Regions from separate parts of the Homo sapiens genome. Here region 1 is linked to region 2. Evidence: read pairs that join two places in POLR2A ChIA-PET (ENCODE). Cell type or tissue: A673. All regions are shown on one strand.

What was found. Peaks named below come from ENCODE experiments on the same cell type or tissue, not always from the same donor. Only the 100,000 strongest peaks of a DNase experiment are listed, where the experiment ranks them.
Region 1: POLR2A ChIA-PET joins it to region 2 with 10 read pairs; 3 of 35 experiments call an interaction of 5 or more read pairs at or near these places.

The regions. Positions count from the first base shown.
Region 1 is chr7:116,566,064-116,574,063 of GRCh38, forward strand. COMETT (cytosolic oncogenic antisense to MET transcript) reads right to left here. Exons shown (of 5, transcript NR_165033.1): 3 at 7,378-7,681; 4 at 5,055-5,167. Among named protein-coding and RNA genes, the nearest start is that of CAV1, 45 kb to the left of the region's middle. In A673, no CTCF peak of the experiment used is centred here; DNase peaks (open chromatin) are centred at 3,868, 5,148 and 7,768; H3K27ac peaks cover 2,547 bases.
Region 2 is chr7:116,410,564-116,418,563 of GRCh38, forward strand. CAV2-DT (CAV2 divergent transcript) reads right to left here. Exons shown (of 3, transcript NR_188012.1): 2 at 6,561-6,746; 3 at 5,543-5,978. Among named protein-coding and RNA genes, the nearest start is that of CAV2-DT, 85 kb to the right of the region's middle. In A673, no CTCF peak of the experiment used is centred here; no DNase peak of the experiment used is centred here; H3K27ac peaks cover 1,455 bases.

The sequences.
Region 1 (8,000 bases), 160 kb after region 2:
TTTTCAGTGCTATATATTTGTCTGTTCCATGAACATATCCATTTTTATCCAGCTGCCTCTTGAGGGGGACATGGTATGCCAATGGTGCTGCTATAATCATACTTCTGCATGTCCACTGGGAGGGTTTGTGGGCATAAATTCCTCTAGGGATTATCATTAGGACTGAATTGTTCAGTCCCAAAAAATGATACACCCCCAGCTTTTCTAGATATGACCAATGGCTTTTCAAATTAATAATAGCAATTTACACTGCCACCAGCATTTTGAACTGTCAAACTTCTTCAATTTTGCTAATCAAGTGGGTGTGAAATAGTATCTTATTTTAGTCTTGATTTATACCTTTCTGATTACCAATGAGGTTAAGCGTCCCTTCACTGGTTTTTGGTCATATGAGCTTCTTCTGTGAAATGACATGTCATTCAGCAAGGGTTTTTTAAAAATGATTTTTTTTTTCACTGAGTCATAGGAATTCTTACCGATTCTTAATGTTTTCATTTTATTTTTACATATGTTTCAAATATTTTTCTCAATTTGTATCCTTATTTTCACTTTCATTATTAAAATGTCTATTAGTGAACACAAGTATTTTGACTTTAGTGTTCATATTTATCCATTTTTTATTTTTAGTACTTTTTATAATGTCAAAGAGATATTTTCCTGCCAAGATCAGTAAGATATTTATTGTATTTTAACTAGCATTACTGTGGTTTAAGAGTTTAAATATCTTAGGTTTTTCTAGCATAAAAATATTTTGCAATATGTTCAATCACATTAAATATTTGCTTTTAACATTTAAGTCCTTAATCCAGTTACATGGAGTTGATTTGTTTGTGTTGCATGATGTAGGAATCCAATTTCATTTTTTTCTGAATAAGACAACCATTTATGCTAGTTTCATTAATTGAAAATGTCCTCCTTTCTCCTTTAAACTATAATGCCACCTCTGTTATTTATTGAAGTTCCATTCATACTTGGATTGATTTCTGAACTCTCTATTCTAGCCCACTGGTCAGTTTGTTTTTCCTGTACTCATATAGCATTTTAAAGTGAGTCTCCAAATCTTGTAAGACAAGTTTTAATTTCCTGTTTTCTTTGCTCCTTACTTTCTAAGGGCCTTGGTTTTGTTTGTTTGTTTGTTTGTTTGTTTTTGCCATTTAATTTTCCAGAAAAACTTAAAATTGTCTCATCCATTTTTAATAAAAACTCACTTGGAATATCAATTGGAATTGAATTGAATCTTTAGATCAAGTTGGAAAATTGGCATGTGTATGATACCAAGGCTTCCTAGCTCTAAACATGGAAGTAAAATTTCATTTATTTCTTTATAAGCATTTTCAGTAAAGTTTCATAATGTTCTATGTAGAGTTTTTTCATGTTTTATGATTTATTTATTCTAAGTATGATAATTATTATGCCTAGTGACTATTTTAGTACATATTTGCTAATTGTTGACTGTCTTTAGACAAGCAATTGACTTAATATTGAGGCATAATTAACATTAAAGTGAAATACATATATCCTAACTACAGTTCAATGACTTTTGACAAATGTTACGTTTTTTAATTGCCAAATATATAAAATTTCTTAAATTAGTTTTCGTTTTAATTTCTAGCTCTATTTTTGGATAAAATATGATCTAAATATACTTGTTTTTGAAATGTATTAAGACATTTTATGGTCAGGTCCATGATAAATTTTTATAAATATTTAATGTATGCTTCAGAGGAATAAGCATCCTCTAATTTTTAGATGCAGAATTCAATATATGTCTATTATATCAGCCTTATGTTTTGTTGTTCAGATTTTCAATATTTTAATGACTTTTTTGTCTAGTCCGTTTCTTAAATGAGAAGACTAGACTATCGGTCCCTCCTAATGGATTTATAATTGTTTGCTTTATATACATTTCAAGCTACTCTATTCAGTGCATACCTGTTTAGAAATATTCTATCTTACAGATATGTTGGTTCTACATACCTTTTATGGTTAGGTAGTGAGTCTTCCTATCTTTAATTATTGTTTTGTCATAAAGTTTATTTTGCTAAAAACTTACACAGTCATACCTGCTTACTTAAGCACTTTCCTGGCTGGGCGCGGTGCTCACGCCTGTAATCCCAGCACTTTGGGAGGTCGAGGCAGGTGGATCACCTGAGGTCAGGAGTTCGAGACCAGCCTGGACAACATGGTAAAACCCTGTCTCTACTAAAACTAAAAAAATTAGCCAGACATGGTGGTGGGCACCTGTAATCCCAGCTACTGGGGAAGCTGAGGCAAGAGAATCGCTTGAACCCGGGAGGCAGAGGTTGCAGTGAGCCGAGATCACAAGACTCCATCTCAAAAAAATAAAATAAAATAAAATAAAAGATAAACATCTTCCTGATGTATTTAGGTCCAATCTTTTACTCTGAGGGCTGTCATGCACTAGCAATATCAGCAGTACACTACCCAGCTCTAGGTAATGCCATTTAGAGAGACTGTCATGTGAATGGTATCTCTTAGACTGTATGCCTATAAGGTTTCCATGTTCTTATGCTTTATGAGAGTCTTTTATAAACAGCACAGGGTTGGATTTTGTTTTTTATCCAATCTGATGGTCTATTCTTTAACTGGCACATTGGGTCTATTTATATTCATGGTGATTGTTGATACATTTTTCTTTTCTTCTATTTTCTTACATTTTATTGCAAGTATTCTATTTTTTGTTTCTTTTTAATACTTTCTTATTTAAAGTAATTAATATATATACAGTATATTATATATATATATATATATATGTTTGTGTATATACACCCTCTAACTAGACAAGATTTTTAGTATATGTTCATTACTTTTGGTCTTCCCCCCACCAGGGTTGCCAATCATATTGACACCATATAGAGCTTTAATTCTGTGGTATTTTGGATATAGTTCTTTTTTTTCTTGATATTTTTTCTTCTCTTTCTCTTTTGGAGCACTTATGTTAAAATATCTTTTCAATGGTAGTCCTTTTTATGGTAAAAAGGACTTGTATGCCTGAGAATATTTTTATTGTCATCACATGTTTGAAATACAAATTTATTAATTGTAAAATTCTACCTTCAAATTTATTTTCTTAAGTATTTTTTAAAAATTACTCCATTGCCTCTGGAATTCTGCATTTATTGAAAACTCCGATGTCATTTGTGTCATTTATCATTTTCTCTTTGCCTATGATATTCTTAAATCTCAATATAATGGACCTGTGTGTGAATTTTTAAAATATATATTTACTTAATATTTTTAATATATATTTCCCATGAAGTGGTTCTCTAAAGACCATTTCAATCTGTAGCTGTTCTTTCTTTTGAAAATGTTCTTCACATTTCTTTAAATATTTTCCTCTTTTAATTTTTATAATTTTTCCTTCAGGGACTCTAAGTATCTAAAACCTGGTACTTCTATTATCTCTGGCTATGAACTTTTACATTTTCTATCATTCTAGAAGCATTCTTCCATCTGGTCTTTCAACTCCATCATTCTTTAGCTGTAGCTATGTCACTATTTATCCCACCTATTAGGTTCCTTCAAGTCTACATTTTTATCCTGATATTTTACATGGCTTTTTTTTGTGGGGGGAATTTCTTGTCTTGGTTCATGTTGCTAATACATTTCTTTTTCTCAATTAGGATGTTTATTTAAGAAGATATAAATTATTGGTCCTTTTGTTCTAATATATCTGCTCCCAGGGGTGTTCGTCATCCAGTTTGTTATTCTGCTTTTGAGATCGTTTACTCCTCAGATGTCCTCTACCCAACCCATAAATGAAGAAATAGCCCAAGGCTCCATCCTAAGCCCTCTTCTTGTCTCTCTGTGCATGTTCTCTCCAGATTCTCTCATCTTCCGTGGCTGTCTCATAGATAAAAACTGTATTACTCATGCTTCCTCCACCCTGCCAAATATTCTACATCATTTTTAATTGTTCAATCATCCACATAGCTACCCAAGCTTAAAACCTATGAGTCCCCAGAGACTTTTCTTTTCCTCAAGACCTATAGCCAATTCATTACCAGATTCTATCAGTTCCTTCTTCAAAATATATCTTGCTTTTGCACCCCTGCCTCGATTCCACTGCCACAACCTCAGTATGAGCAGCCATAATTTAAATCCTGGTCTACTTTAGGCAGTCTACCTGTTTCCACCCTTAACCCCACCCAACTCATTTGGCCACTTTGCTCTACAGCAACACATATTTTCACAGAGGTACACACACATACACACACACAGAACTTAAAATCCTCTAGTATTTTCTCACTGCATTCAGTAAAATGCATTCATAAAATCACATCTCTTTACCAAGGCCTACAAAGTTATCTGATTCAGCTCCTGCCTATCTCTCCAATCTAATTGCATACCACAACCTCCTCATGATCTGTGCTCTAGACACACTGATGTTCCTTCAGTCCCAAGAACATGCTATGGTCCCTCTCAAAGTCAGAGGACTTTGCACAGCTGCTCCTTCTGACCAAGATGATCTTACACCATTCTCTCTACTTTGCTACCTCCTTCTCATTCTTTAGGTCTCAGCCTCAATGTCAACCCTCAGAGAGGTCTCCCATGTCTTCCCTAAGTGAAGCAAGTCCTTTTATCTTAATCTCTATCTTAGCTTCTTGCCTACTTCCTTCACAGTACATACCATATTGAGTAATTAACTGTTCACAGTGTTTAGTTTTTCACCACTTTTAGGATTTAAACTCCATGAGGCAGAGATTTTACCATGAGAGCAATTAATATTTGTTGGATGAATGGTCAGACCATCCTGGAGACTATGAATGCATGAGGTGCCAAATTTCTGCAGTGCCACTAATAATGCCATGAAGAAAATCACCCAACCCACTCTGAAATAAATTACAGCATTATTAACAACATGCTTGCCATTTATTTTTCTTTTTAGACTTTATTTCTCCATGATTTTGTTCTCCAACAAAACATCCTCTAAGGTACCCATTTGAACTTTTTTTAATGTCAAAACATGAGTCTCTCTAATGAAAATTTTAGCAAGGACTACCATGGATGTTTGATATACATATTTTTCTTACTTGAATAATAGCAACCACATGTTGATACAGCTATTAAGGAAAAAGAAGTTTTTCCAGCAGCTGTTGACTTCATCAATTCCTCTCTGCAATGAGTCACTCAAACTTCCACAGAGCTAGAAAAGAAAAAAAAAAAAAGAAAGTTGCAAGTAAGGAAGTAGGGATTTTTTTATTGTGATGAGAGAGGAGTGGGAAGAGTTAGACAGGGAGAAAGTGAATAAAATCAACTAGAATGAGAGATTTGATTCCATAGAAAGTTGAGTAATTTGCGTGTCAAAAAGATAAAACTATACACTTGCCTAGTACTTTAACAACACAACTGAAAAGCATGTGGAAACTGGCATAAAAGGTGGGGTATTTGCAACGAGAAAAATGCAGTCATTTTTTTAAAAAAGCAACAGCTGCCAGTTTGAGCCACTCTACAAATGGCCAAGAAAGAAACCTACTCCTCTCCTTCAGTTGTATTAATATAATGCCAACCATTAATGAGATAATAACTATCCCAGGCAACAGTCAACGTCTTTTTGAGAGGATGTTTCTTAAATTCCCCATCACATTGCACAACCTCTTGGAAAAGGTGAGATTTAATTACCTGCCAACTCTGAGACAGAAAGTTCTGTTGACTGTATGACACAAGTAAGCACTCAGTAAAGTACATAGCACAATATGCACTTTGATTAATATAAATTGGCTTCAGAGTGACTTTGCATTTTTACAGTGATTGTGTTGTTTGTCTCGTTGCCTTTCATATTGCCTGCTAAATAATAATAGCCTTTATTTATTGAGCACATACCACATACAAGAGAATGTGCTAAGCATTTTGCAAATATTACTGACAACAGCCCTATGTGCTATGTATTATTATCTAGGTCAAGTAGATACTATTGCTCTGTTTTAGAGATCAAGAAATAGAAGTTTAGAATGGTTAAATAACCAACTCCAGGTTGCCCAATGAGTTTAATACCCACGACTATTAGCTTCAAAGCTATTCTTATAGAGAAACTCACTATGTGCTTGGGAGAAAGCGCGTGTGACACCATTTGACAGTATTACAATAGCATTGTGTGTCATCAATGGGAAAAAAAGAAGAGTGAATGATTAAAAGCCATGCAAATAATGTATTCTCTAGTCTAAGTTTCTGTTAATAATTGTTCATGTTACTGCTTCAACAGGCATTTATGGAGCAACTATTTGGTATCACAGGGATTAAAAAGATAAGCAAGACAAAGGTCTTTGTCTTCATGGAAGCTCAGTGAAGCCCCTACAAAGGCAACTCCAAGATGAAATTAATATTTTGCTCTTTTTCTGTTGAGAAAATAACTTTTTGTAAAATAAAAATTATTGACAATCAATTGTACAGTTTAATACAGTGGCTTTAAAACTGTACCTTATTGAATCCCGAGGTATTGACCAGCTCCCCTAAGATAACAGAGGTGGATTAGGGACAGAGGTCTGTGAAATGGTGTCTACCACTTTCCCTCAAACACACAAGTTCTGTTTTAATTTCTTTTCATGTTAATTTTCAGCATAACATTTTGTTTGACTAAGCAGTTCTATCACAAAGAAAATTTGAAAACCTTTGATTGACTTGGTGAAATAAATACATACTTTATACCAACTTAGATCTTAAATGAAATGTTGATGCTTGCTTTTGTAATTATCACTAAAATGTGTTCTAATAATAACTTTTGAAGATGCAGGCTTCACAGAGCAGATGACCAAACAGAAAATATCTATCAGAAACATGAGTAAATACCAATTAAAATATATGATAGCCTTGTAAACTCTCACACTCTTGGTCCAACAGAAATGAAAAATTACTTGAGTGGGATGAGTAGGAAAAAAAGTGGTAGTGTCATTCAATTCCAGAGGAAGAGATGAATTTAATGGTGAGGTTACTGGCATTGGGACTAATATCAGGGATGATGTCTAATATTACTCAATCACATTCAAGTAAAATATCAGCCTTTGGTATCTTCATTGGACCAGAACAGTTTCTTTAGATCTTCTTATTTCTCTTTCAAGCTTCAACCTTAAATAATAGGCCATTGTGTAGCAGAAAAAACTTTAAACTTAGAAGTAGAAATCTATAATCAAATCCTCAGCCAACTTAAAAACAGTTGTGTGACCTTGGATAAGTCCCATAGCCGGACTGCATTCTCTAAACCAGCAGCTATAACGTTTCCTACCTCATTAGAGTGTGGTGTGAATGAAAATGTGAAGAATGCCTAAAACAGAGTCAGGCCTTGAATGCATTAGAAAGTTTCAGGCAGCCACTCATTCCATCACCCTGTCTCACTCTTTCTAGTGACCCAGGGTCACTTACCTGTTTTTCTTAATACACCCCAAGTCTTTCTCTTGCCTCTCTTTGTAGACCAGAATTATTCTTGTGTTCATCAATATGGATTGAGTCAAAAATTTTCAAGATCTACCTGACTTATTACTTCAAGGATCCATCATCCTCTGGCTTCCATTTTTTTGTATTTCTATAGGCATGGATTCAAAGGGGATATCTGACTGGCTCAGGCTAGATCCAGATGAACTCCTCCTACATTTGTTGTCCATCCTGGTCCAATCAGTGGCAGCTAAGGGAGCTCAGTCACTTGTTTGAAGTTTGCCCAGTCAAGGGGCTGTGGAAGGAAGAGGAAGTTAATCTGAGACAGGATTGTGACAGGCAGACCAATAAACATGTCTGTTTACAATCTAAATATTCATAAAATTCCAATCCCCCAAATTCTCCCACATATGTATGCTCTTGTATTCCCCTGAGATAGGAAGGGAGGCATGCTCATAACCCCATTTTACAGATGGGAAGAATAAAGTGCCAGGAATACTGGTCCCTCCATTAGGGTCACTTAATGAGCCACTGGTGAAACAAGAAATAAATCCGAATTGAGAGCTTAGACTGCCTGGTCTCCTGTTAACAATTAAGACTGCAAAAATTTCAAA
Region 2 (8,000 bases):
TTCCATATTCTTAAAGAAAAGAATTTTCAACCCAGAATTTCATATCCAGCCAAACTAAGCTTCATAAGTGAAGGAGAAATAAAATACTTTACAGACAAGCAAATGCTGAGAGATTTTGTCACCACCAGACCTGCCCTAAAAGAGCTCCTGAAGGAAGCGCTAAACATGGAAAGGAACAACCAATACCAGCCGCTGCAAAATCATGCCAAAATGTAAAGACCATCAAGACTAGGAAGAAACTGCATCAACTAATGAGCAAAATAACCAGCTAACATCATAATCACAGGATCAAATTCACACATAACAGTATTAACTTTAAATGTAAATGGACTAAATGCTCCAATTAAAAGACACAGACTGGCAAATTGGATAAAAAGTCAAGACCCATCAGTGTGCTATATTCAGGAAACCCATCTCACGTGCAGAGACACACATAGTCTCAAAATAAAAGGATGGAGGAAGATCTACCAAGCAAATGGAAAACAAAAAAAGGCAGGGGTTGCAATCCTAGTCTCTGATAAAACAGACTTTAAACCAACAAAGATCAAAAGAGACAAAGAAGGCCATTACATAATGGTAAAGGGATCAAATCAACAAGAAGAGCTAACTATCCTAAATAAATATGCACCCAATACAGGAGCACCCAGATTCATAAAGCAAGTCCTGAGTGACCTACAAAGAGACTTAGACTCCCATACATTAATAATGGGAGACTTTAACACCCCACTGTCAACATTAGACAGATCAACAAGACAGAAAGTCAACAAGGATACCCAGGAATTGAACTCAGCTCTGCACCAAGCGGACCTAATAGACATCTACAGAACTCTCCACCCCAAATCAACAGAATATACATTTTTTTCAGCACCACACCACACCTATTTCAAAACTGACCACATAGTTGGAAGTAAAGTTCTCCTCAGCAAATGTAAAAGAACAGAAATTATAACAAACTGTCTCTCAGACCACAGTGCAATCAAACTAGAACTCAGGATTAAGAAACTCACTCAAAACCACTCAACTACATGGAAACTGAACAACTTGCTCCTGAATGACTACTGCGTACATAACGAAATGAAGGCAGAAATAAAGATGTTTTTTGAAACCAACGAGAACAAAGACACAACATACCAGAATCTCTGGGACGCATTCAAAGCAGTGTGTAGAGGGAAATTTATAGCACTAAATGCCCACAAGAGAAAGCAGGAAAGATCCAAAATTGACACCCTAACATCACAATTAAAAAAACTAGAAAAGCAAGAGCAAACACATTCAAAAGCTAGCAGAAGGCAAGAAATAACTAAAATCAGAGCAGAACTGAAGGAAATAGAGACACAAAAAACCCTTCAAAAAATTAATGAATCCAGGAGCTGGTTTTTTGAAAGGATCAGCAAAACTGATAAACCGCTAGCAAGACTAATAAAGAAGAAAAGAGAGAAGAATCAAATAGATGCAATAAAAAATGATAAAGGGGATATCACCACCGATCCCACAGAAATACAAACTACCATCAGAGAATACTACAAACACCTCTACGCAAATAAACTAGAAAATCTAGAAGAAATGGATAAATTCCTCGACATATACACTCTCCCAAGACTAAACCAGGAAGAAGTTGAATCTCTGAATAGACCAATAACAGGAGCTGAAATTGTGGCAATAATCAATAGCTTACCAACCAAAAAGAGTCCAGGACCAGATGGATTCACAGCCGAATTCTACCAGAGGTACAAGGAGGAACTGGTACCATTCCTTCTGAAACTATTCCAATCAATAGAAAAAGAGGGAATCCTCCCTAACTCATTTTATGAGGCCAGCATCATCCTGATACCAAAGCCAGGCAGAGACACAACAAAAAAAGAGAATTTTAGACCAATATCCTTGATGAACATTGATGGAAAAATCCTCAATAAAATACTGGCAAACCGAATCCAGCAGCACATCAAAAAGCTTATCCACCATGATCAAGTGGGCTTCATCCCTGGGATACAAGGCTGGTTCAATATACGCAAATCAATCAATGTAATCCAGCATATAAACAGAACCAAAGACAAACACCACATGATTATCTCAATAGATGCAGAAAAGGCCTTTGACAAAATTCAACAGCCCTTCATGCAAAAACTCTCAATAAATTAGGTATTGATGGGACATATCTCAAAATAATAAGAGCTATCTATGACAAACCCACAGCCAATATCATACTGAATGGGCAAAAACTGGAAGCATTCCCTTTGAAAACTGGCACAAGACAGGGATGCCCTCTCTCACCACTCCTATTCAACATAGTGTTGGAAGTTCTGGCCAGGGCAATTAGGCAGGAGAAGGAAATAAAAGGTATTCAATTAGGAAAAGAGGAAGTCAAATTGTTCCTGTTTGCAGATGACATGATTGTGTATCTAGAAAACCCCATTGTCTCAGCCCAAAATCTCCTTAAGCTGATAAGCAACTTCAGCAGTCTCAGGATACAAAATCAATGTACAAAAATCACAAGCATTCTTATACACCAACAACAGACAGAGAGCCAAATCATGAGTGAATTCCCATTCACAGTTGCTTCAAAGAGAATAAAATACCTAGGAATCCAACTTACAAGGGATGTGAAGGACCTCTTCAAGGAGAACTACAAACCACTGCTCAAGGAAATAAAAGAGGATACAAACAAATGGAAGACCATTCCATGCTCATGGGTAGGAAGAATCAATATCGTGAAAATGGCCATACTGCCCAAGGTAATTTACAGATTCAATGCCATTCCCATCAAGCTACCAATGACTTTCTTCACAGAATTGGAAAAAACTACTTTAAAGTTCATATGGAACCAAAAAAGAGCCCGCATCGCCAAGTCAATCCTAAGCCAAAAGAACAAAGCTGGAGGCATCACACTACCTGACCTCAAACTATACTACAAGGCTACAGTAACCAAAACAGCATGGCACTGGTACCAAAACAGAGATATAGATCAATGGAACAGAACAGAGCCCTCAGAAATAATGCCGCATATCTACAACTATCTGATCTTTGACAAACCTGAGAAAAACAAGCAATGGGGAAAGGATTCCCTATTTAATAAATGGTGCTGGGAAAACTGGCTAGCCATATGGAGAAAGCTGAAACTGGATCCCTTCCTTACACCTTATACAAAAATCAATTCAAGATGGATTAAAGACTTAAATGTTAGACCTAAAACCATAAAAACCCTAGAAGAAAACCTAGGCATTACCATTCAGGACATAGGCATGGGCAAGGACTTCATGTCTAAAACAACAAAAGCAATGGCAACAAAACCCAAAATTGACAAATGGGATCTAATTAAACTAAAGAGCTTCTGCACAGCAAAAGAAACTATCAGAGTGAACAGGCAACCTACAAAATGGGAGAAAATTTTCGCAACCTACTCATCTGACAAAGGGCTAATATCCAGAATCTACAATGAACTCAAACAAATTTACAAGAAAAAAACAAACAACCCCATCAAAAAGTGGGTGAAGGACATGAACAGACACTTCTCAAAAGAAGACATTTATGCACCCAAAAAACACATGAAAAAATGCTCACCATCACTGGCCATCAGAGAAATGCAAATCAAAACCACTATGAGATACCATCTCACACCAGTTAGAATGGCAATCATTAAAAAGTCAGGAAACAACAGGTGCTGGAGAGGATGTGGAGAAATAGGAACACTTTTACACTGTTGGTGGGACTGTAAACTAGTTCAACCATTGTGGAAGTCCGTGTGGTGATTCCTCAGGGATCTAGAACTAGAAATACCATTTGACCCAGCCATCCCATTACTGGGTATATACCCAAAGGACTATAAATCATGCTGCTATAAAGACACATGCACACGTATGTTTATTGCGGCATTATTCACAACAGCAAAGACTTGGAACCAACCCAAATGTCCAACAATGATAGACTGGATTAAGAAAATGTGGCACATATACACCATGGAATACTATGCAGCCATAAAAAATGATGAGTTCACGTCCTTTGTAGGGACATGGATGAAATTGGAAATAATCATTCTCAGTAAACTATCACAAGAACAAAAAACCAAACACCGCATATTCTCACTCATAGGTGGGAATTGAACAATGAGAACACATGGACACAGGAAGGGGAACATCACACTCTGGGGACTGTTATGGGGTCGGGGGAGGGGGGAGGGATAGCATTGGGAGATACACCTAATGCTAGATGACGAGTTAGTGGGTGCAGCGCACCAGCATGGCACATGTATACATATGTAACTAACCTGCACATTGTGCACATGTACCCTAAAACTTAAAGTATAACAATAATAAATTAAAAAAAAACTTACAAATAATTTTTTTCTCTCCATAAACAAAAAAAAAGACAGTCCACTAATACCACATTACAGTCTTTTTAAAGATCTCGGCTATTTTATTTTTTCTATGAATTCTAGAGTAATATAACTTAGGCATTATCTGGTTTAAAAATACATGATCTGTTTTCACCTATTATAAACGAAATGAGTTAGTATCTCATAAGGATTCTTGAAAGATACCAAGGGTCCAGAGGTCATGCGTGACATCTTCAAGGGGGCCTTCAAAGCCCCTCCAAGTCATTAGCAGCAACCAAAGCTCCAGAAGTCTCCTCCCAGACAGAGGTGCAAACAGCCTCATGGCTGGAAGTCTCATTTACCACTTTGGTGGGCTAAGGAGAAGGGGAGAAAATGCTTGCATAGAAAACTAACTCTATTTCTTGAAATGAGTGAGTCCTATTTTATCCTATTTTTTTCCTCCCCAAATCTCATGGCTATCAGCCTAATACATGAAAGTACAAGACTAAGATTATTCTGTCTAAAATAAGAAGATAACAGGCCATGTATAGTTGTATATTTTATTCAAAACCATTATACGTATATAGCATTATTGCCAAACCGCTTTAAAAATGAGTCACAGTTGGCCAGGTGCTGTGGCTCAGGCCTGAAATTCCAGCACTTTGGGAGGCCTAGCGGGGAAGGATCACCTGAGTTCAGGAGTTCAAGACCAGCCTGCCCAACATAGTGAAACCACGTCTCTACTAAAAATGAAAAAAAAAAAATACCCAGGCTTTGTGGTGCACACATGTAATCCCAGCCACTTGGGAGGCTGAGGCAGGAGAGTCGCTTGAACCCGGGAGGCGGAGGTTGCAGTGACCGGAGATTGTACCACTGCACTCCAGCTTGGGTGACAAAAACGAAACTTGATTCTTTAAAAAAAAAAAAAAAAAAGTCAAAAATGTTAAGGGTGCAGGTGTGTCCACTTTGCTGTTTCAGCTACACACAGCACACATCACACAAGGTTAAATGAACAATTCAGACTTTCCTCTGGGAAATTTTAGTTATTTTAAAGAATGTAAAGACTAAGTATTTAGTTCAGGAGGAATTCCGTTGAAGCAAATTATGTAAGAACAAATTTTTGTAGCACAATTTCCATCACATTAGAACTCTGTAGATAATTCTAGTGATACCAGTACATTCAGATCTCATATTTTAAAGACAGAGGCATATATAAGGAAATGTTAACTGAGCTTTAAAATGTTGGAAAAATTTATTAATGTTATGAGTGAAGATTAAAAAAATATGTACTTTGTCGGAATAGAAATTAACAGGGAAATATTAAACGTTATAAATGCCATTAAAAAGAATAATCACTTAAGGTGACCCATCAAGGGATGTTAATAGGGAATGATGATTGGAAAGTAGGAAAAGGAAAATTGAAGAATAAACACAAGAAAAGTTTCCTGACAGTCAAACCTTTTTCAGTCTCTAGGGAGTCCATGGAAAATCCATCAATTAGATCATACTAAGCAGTACTGTTCAGAATATTAACAAAGCTTTGTACTTCTTCTCAACTTTGCACTTTGGGAAAATATGTGTGCTGCTCTCAGTAGCAAGTTATTCAGGTTTTGGCTTGTTTTCTTTATAAACCCCTCCTTCATCAGCCGTCAATAAGAGCCAAGAAGACCTAGTTAAAGATGACAGAGAACCAAAATGTAAATGAGGAGTACCCAACTCTAACTCCCAATATAAGTAGTTATATTAATGCACTCAATTTTCTCAGAAAGGAAAACTGATGGTCCACAAGTGATTTGTAAATATTTTCCAAAATACCAATAGCAGGCTATAATTTTTATGAAAGAAACTCAAACTTCATATAAGTAATTGTTTTCATTCTATAGGATATGAGTTAGTTTCAAATTTTCATGATTAACAGAGGAATTCTCATCTCCCATTCAGATCTTAGGGACTCTTAGATATTTACAATTGAAGTCAGATTTCTTTCATGATTAAGAAAGTTAACCTTAAATGTGTTTGAGAACTAAATGAAGTAAACTAGTTGTTCTATGTTAGTATTATTTGATGTCATCTTGTTTCAGTATGAATAAGATGCCAGGTCACACTATAATTAATAATAATATTAATATTGTTTATCATTAATGGCTTCATACCTAAATGTCTCTGCTTGTTCTATAGCAACGATGGTCTCTGTCACAAATTTCATGATTTTTATTAAGACCTCAAAAGGCTGTGGCAAAGATTTGCTTACCCCGGTAAGACTTTGTGTAGACATTACAGAAGACAGATGTCCTTAATGAGTGCCATTTGTATTCAAATAGATTTGAGGCTCTACTAGATAGGCCTTCCCTGGAATATCTTCATGAACAGCTACATATCCAATGTGGTTCGGCATTCATGTGTATTCCATTCTTTTTTTTTCTCTGTACTTTCTTTTCTTAAAAATAAATGTTATTATGTATATTTAAGGCATACAACATGATGTTATGAATTAAATATAGACAGTAAACAGGTTACTGTAGTGAAGCAAATTAATGCACCCATCATGTACACATTTCATTTCCATGACCTGTTACTTTCATGGCTAATATAATCTGAGGGCTAGAAGAGAAAGTAAGCTCATCAGAATAATCTTTCCACACTTTCTTCTCCCTTTTCTGTGACCATTACCTGTTTTTCCACCCCAAATTATTACTCTATATACATTTTCTTGAATTTTTTTATGCCCCCCTCCTCATGGCATTTAAGCTACTCTGTATTTATTTCTACACCGAGCCTTTTCCTTCACTACTGCTGTTTGTAGCAAGTGTGGAGTCTGCTTTTAACTGCTGACTTTAAGTGAGAGTTTCCTTCCTTTTGATTGTGTTACTGGACTCCCTTCCACCTTCCCTGCCTGTCTTATCTCTACTGAAGATGAGACAGCATAGAGATTACCACCTCCACCACCCCCAAACACACGCGTGCATGCACACAGACACACACACACACACAGACACACACACACACACACAGAGCACACTTCCTTAGGCAGAGAGAAACACTGAGCTCTTTGTCTTTCTGCTTGTCATACAGAAAAGGGAGGGGAGGAAGGGAGATACAGAGGAAGGAACAGGCCAAGTTCTATGACTCTGTCTATCTCTGCTCAGGGCAGAGAACTTATATTTCTGAAACCAAACTTTACCCCTCCTCCTCCCGTCACACAGGATGGCAGAGTCACCTTGGCAAGCACATGTGTCCATTTGCTAAGATGCCCTGGGAAGAGACTGTATTTGTTCATGGAAAGCAGGATAAGACGCCTGAAGCAAAATAAGTCTTATCTCGCTTGGAATCAGAGTGCTACTAGGCATGATGTGGAAGCGCAGAATAGAATTGTCTTGTCTGGAAGGTATATTGGGATGTTTTCATCCATAAGAGTAAAACTCATTAGCAAAGGTTTAAGCAAATGGAGAATTCTTTTTATTACATAGTAAAAATCTGAAGCAGCTGGTAACATTGGTTCAGTAGCTCAGTGATGTCATGACTGTTGTCTAATTCATTTGTCCTTTTTCTTGAGGTCACAAAGCAGCTGACACAGCTGTAGAGCCCATGTCCTCCTTAGAACAGATAGAACAGAGGACGAGGAAAGATCCCAGCAGATATCTGCTTACTTGTCATTAGCCACAAAGCCTTTTTCAGTTGTAAAGGGGGCTGG